Regions from separate parts of the Mus musculus genome. Here region 2 is linked to region 1. Evidence: chromatin loops called from intact Hi-C (ENCODE). Cell type or tissue: heart. All regions are shown on one strand.

The links. A loop is a pair of places that touch in the nucleus more often than their neighbours do. Peaks named below come from ENCODE experiments on the same cell type or tissue, not always from the same donor. Only the 100,000 strongest peaks of a DNase experiment are listed, where the experiment ranks them.
Region 2: a loop joins it to region 1, with 13 times the contacts of the local background. A loop is called at or near these places in 9 of 42 quality-filtered maps.

What each region holds. Positions count from the first base shown.
Region 1 is chr3:101,811,507-101,814,006 of GRCm38, reverse strand. It overlaps Mab21l3 (mab-21-like 3), which reads left to right. Exons shown (of 7, transcript NM_172295.4): 7 at 1-931. Among named protein-coding and RNA genes, the nearest start is that of Gm33381, 15 kb to the left of the region's middle. In heart, a CTCF peak has its summit at 1,206 (motif pointing right); a DNase peak (open chromatin) is centred at 1,216; H3K27ac peaks cover 614 bases.
Region 2 is chr3:101,371,434-101,373,933 of GRCm38, reverse strand. No RefSeq gene overlaps it. Among named protein-coding and RNA genes, the nearest start is that of Igsf3, 4.4 kb to the left of the region's middle. In heart, a CTCF peak has its summit at 1,448; a DNase peak (open chromatin) is centred at 1,393; H3K4me3 peaks cover 346 bases; H3K27ac peaks cover 354 bases.

The DNA of each region.
Region 1 (2,500 bases):
ACAGTCTGGGGATTGTGCTCTAAGAGCGAATGGCTTCCTTTGGCATGTTTTTAGTGCTTCTCAACTCCAGGGAATCCTTTATGAATTTTGAACATTCTTCCCAAATTTGCTTAACAAAGTAATATCCTTAAAAGCACAAACACTGCTTTGGAGGCTCTGAAGAAACCCCACGTGCGGAGGAACGAGCCCGAGGCCCCTGACGTTCTGAGCATGCGCCCTGCCAATGAGCTGCATTGGCTTTTTATTTAGAGGCTGGATCTCACTAAGTTACCCAGGATGGCTCTATTTTTTTATTAGTTTTTTATTAGAATATATTAATTATACATAATGATTGGTTTCATGTGATATTTTCATGCATGTATAAAATTTTGTGTATGAGTGTGTGCGCATGTGTGTGAACCAATGACTTGTATACGGGTTTCATCCAGGAACATGGATAAGGGACTAGTTACAGAGAATGGGCACCTTCTAGTGGCTACACCACTGAAGAAAGTGCCATTAATGGCTTATAAAGCATCAGGGAGAGATGGGGCCTTGTTAGCATTCTCCACCTGTGACAGAATGGTGACAGTCCAATTGTGTTTGAGTGAGCACGGCCTCTGAGCGTTCAATAGTGTCATCACTACGTTATAGCTGGAGACCGCAGTCCACAACCCTTCACCCTATCCATCAGCCATTCTTCCCCCCCATTCCATGACATTTCCAAGGCAAAAGCCTAAGACGGCTTTGAACTCACTCTGTAACTCAGGCAAGCTTTGAATTAACTTGCAATCCTCCTGCCTCTGCTTCCCAAGTCGCTGGAATGATAGTCCTGTACCACCACTTCTGATTCCGATTTGGTGAAAATCAATATTATTTTTATTCAAAAGTGCTGCAACAAAATAGTAGAAACCCCAGATTATCAGTCAGTAAATCAAAGTTTTAAACGGTTGAAAATGTGTCTTATGTAACCAGATGACTTTCCCCCCCTTGGAAGCACGAAAAAAGCAAATGCGATGTTAAAGCACCAAGACTTGCCTTCTAGTCATGGAGCTGAAAGATTACAATATGCAAAAGGGAGGCTGGACGTGCTGTTACTTAAAAACTGTGTGAAGTTTAGAGAGGAAGACCCACAGGCCTGTGAGACCAAGTGTTTTCCATTAGAGCTGTGCACTGTGGAAGTTGTAGGATGTTCTGTGGATTCCTGGCTGTTCCTACATCTGGCCAGCAGAGGCCAGCAGGCACTCACAAATGAAAAGAGCCAGGCCCTATGGGGCCTTCATTTTCAGGACTGTTAGTCTAAAAGGCAAACCAACCCAGCTTCCTGCAAACTGGTGGGTTTCCCCTGATGCTAAATTGCTGACCTTTTCTAGCGCCTCAGCTAAAGCTCCAATCTTTGCTCAATGCTGAGCTGTGAAAGGAGAGCCTGCCGAGCAGCCCCACCTGGACACCGCAGATGGCCAGCTTCAGCGCCAGTGTTTTTGAGGCTGGATTGCACAGTGCAGTGCAACAATGTCTGATCACAGCGCTCCTTAGCTTTGGTCAGTTTCTGTCGTCACTTTTACAATAATAAAGACCTGTTTGTGTGTCTCTGTGTGTGCATGCCACGTGCGTGCAGGTGCCTGAGGATTCCAGAAAGAGGGCACTGGATTCCCAGCACGGAGCCACAGGCAGTTACACACCACTCCACATGGGTGCTGGGAACTGAACTCCAAAGGACCTTTTCCATCTCCTGCCCACATCCAATAACGGGGCTATGCTTGCTCAGGGAATGGTAGGCCTTCAGATGAGCCTGACTGTGTGCCTCTCACCTGCAATGCTGGGTGAGCTCATGGCCTTCTCCAGTTGCTTGGCATCTCTGGGTCTCCAACTTCCCCGTCTCCCCAAACAGCTGCTGGAGCATAAGTCATATCCTCCCCAGTTCACTGCCTGAAACCCTAATCCCCCCATAGCCCACAAAGAAGCTGTTAAAGAGAGGAGGAAGTTAAAGTGCTGTTGCCTTAATCCAGTCTGGGTGGTGTCCTCAAAAAGGGACTAGGGTTCACAGAAGGGACACTAGAGATGAGCCAACGGGAGAGACGAGCCACTGGATGCCAGAGGACAGCAAGGACTCATTACAGAGACCACAGAATTTAGCCCTGCCCATACCTTGACCTTGAACTTGTGACTTCCAGACCCTCAAGAAAATAAATGTCTTTAAAAAAAATTCTCCCTAGAACATTGAAATCAATAAAGGGGACAAATAGATATGGAAACCTAGTCCTTGGTACAGGGTGATTTCTGTGGAAATATTTGTCATATCAGTGTCTTCTCCTCCCTCATGGTCTGCCACGCCTCATAGCCACACCATCCCAAACACACTCTTCATAACAATTAAAAAAAAAAAAAGCCATGGATGGTGAACGATGTAGCTCAGGGATAGAGCACATGTAAGCTGCTTTGAAGTTTTAACTTATTTTTCATATTAAATTCTGGAGTGTTTGATTTTAAAAAAAAAAAAAAGAATATAGGTAGGTCTATA
Region 2 (2,500 bases), 440 kb after region 1:
AAGACTGAGCTGGGCAGGGTCTTTAGGGAAGCAAAGACATCAACAGAAAGGAAGGGCCAGAAGACCAGTCAGGAAATCCACCCTGTGCCGCCACCACCAACCACCCCATCCCCCCACCACCCCCAGCCCAGCCTCCACCCAATCCATCCACCGCCCCACCCCCATCTGCACATTAGTGGCTTGCTTCACAACGCTTTACAATTCAACTTCCAGTCCTCTCCTGAATTGGTCTGGAACAAGGCTGGTACTTTGGAGCCTTGGAAGACCCCTTCATCTCCATCAGAGAGCTCAACACAGATGGAGCCAGATGAAAAAAAACAGTAACGAGGATAGTTGGGATGGGGCACACTGAAGACAGAGCCTAAGAGTCTCAACCAAGGACAACCACTGGACGTGAAGGATCCCGGTCCCTGAATTTCCTACTTCAAGAGAGTCAGGAACTCTAGACTTTCCTAGAATCCTTCCTGATTTCTAATTCTTTTAAACGTTTATTATTTTGTGTGCATGTGTGGAGATCGAAGAACAACGTATAGGAGCCATTTTTCTCCTCTACCGTGTGTGTTCTGGATGTCACACTCAGGTCATGGGGACTGGCAGCAAACCCCCTTGCCCACTAAACCGTATCAACAGCCAAAGTTGAAAATTAGCGTGTTCTTCATTGTTGCTTTGGCAATCCTGGGGACTGAATAGCACCACCCACACACTAGGCAAGTACTCTACCACTGATATATACCCACAGACCCCTTTTGATTTTGAGTCAGGGGTACTAGGTTACCCACTCTGATCTAGAATCGCCTGAGGCTCCTGAGTAGCTGAGGTTGCAAGCTTGCCTGCCCCACAGACCCAGTGTTTAAATCAAATGCTGTGGGGAACAAAATTTATTATTGGGTAAGGTATGACCAAGAGATTCTGTAAGTTTGCGTCTTCCAGATCCACAGACCGTTACAATCAAAAAGGATCAATTATAAATTAAAACAGCAAAAAGTTCGAGTTTTAAGGAAAAACATACAGGGTTGTCTTCTGAAGTCATCCTGTCACATGAAAGAAAGTTGGGGGCCAAGCATTTTGTTTAAAGATAAGCAGACACAGACTAAGCCCCACCCCCACCCCTACCTCCCACCCCTCCACTGTTAGTGCGGACTGCTCTTCAATGGGCTAGTAAGTGTCCTGTGAAAAGAGCAGAGAGCCTCCTACCTCACACAGCTCAGCCTAAGCGAAGCTCGACGTGTGTGCCGAACAGTTCTCCCGAAAGTCAGCCTTCCTCAGTGATTACCCTCCTACACAGACAAGGATCCCCGGAGATGAGACTAGGAATAGCTTACACTGGCTGCCATCTGTCTTCCAACACACGGAGACTGTAATATCTTGAGACCAGGGTAGAGAGTGGGTAGTCCCCAAAGGCTTCGCCCACAGGTGGGTGCTCAGAACCTGGGGTGCGCCACCTAGCGTTACAGAAGTGAGTAGGTTTGCCTCCGGGAGCTCTGATGGCTGGATTATCCCAGAGGGCAAGTCTGGTTTTTTTGAGAGAACATTCTCCATTCTCCACAAAACTGAGCTTGCTTCTTTCATTCCTGATAGAGAACAGTGCTTCTAAAAGATAACGCAGGTGCCCAGGTCCACGTTTATTAACACCTAACTCTTTGTCAAGCTGTTTTGTTTTGTTTTGTTTTGAGATAGGTTCTTACTCTGTATCCCAGACTTCCTGGAACTCACTACGTGGTCCACGTTAACCTCGAACTTGAAGCAGTTCTTATGCCCCAAGTGCAAGGATTTCGAGTGTGAGCCTCCATTCTCAGCTATTTATCCTTTGTGGCCCGAGGTTCCTCTTTATAAATGTGGGCTACAGTAGAAGCCACCCTCAAGTGAGGTTGCAAGTGTTAGTGGTCTGATGAGTGGAAAGAACCTATGCCTCACGAACTATTCTCTATACTTCCGTGTACTGACCAGCCTCCAATGTGCAATGGGCCCAGAGGCAGAAATTCCAGCTTCCCATCCAGACGTTGATACTTAAGTGATGCTCTAAGAACCCTCTGGACCCCAACTTCTGCAAAATGAGGTTGCTTATACTAGCTAGAGAGTCTTAAACTGACTATGCATGAGCTACTGCAGACACAGTTAAAAGTATAGGTTCAATGGGTGGTGGTGGCGAACACCTTTAATCCCAGCATTCAGAGGCAGAGGCAGGCTGATCTCTAAGTTCAAAGCCAGCCTGGTCTACAGAGTCAGCGCCAGGGCTACATAGAGAAACCCTGTCTCATAAAACCAAAACAAGTACAGGTCCCCTGGCCAATCTAGAAGATTCTGTTTCTCAAGAGCTGATTGAAACTTGGCTTCAGAAGACTTTTAAAGGCCAAAACATTGGGATGTGCTGGCTATGGATTGAATGTGATTCCTTGAAAATTGGCTGCCAGTGGCATACTGTTGAGAGGTTGTGGGACCATGAAGAGGTAATTAGATCATGGGTCTCCACTTCTATGAGGGGGTCATATCACAGGAACGA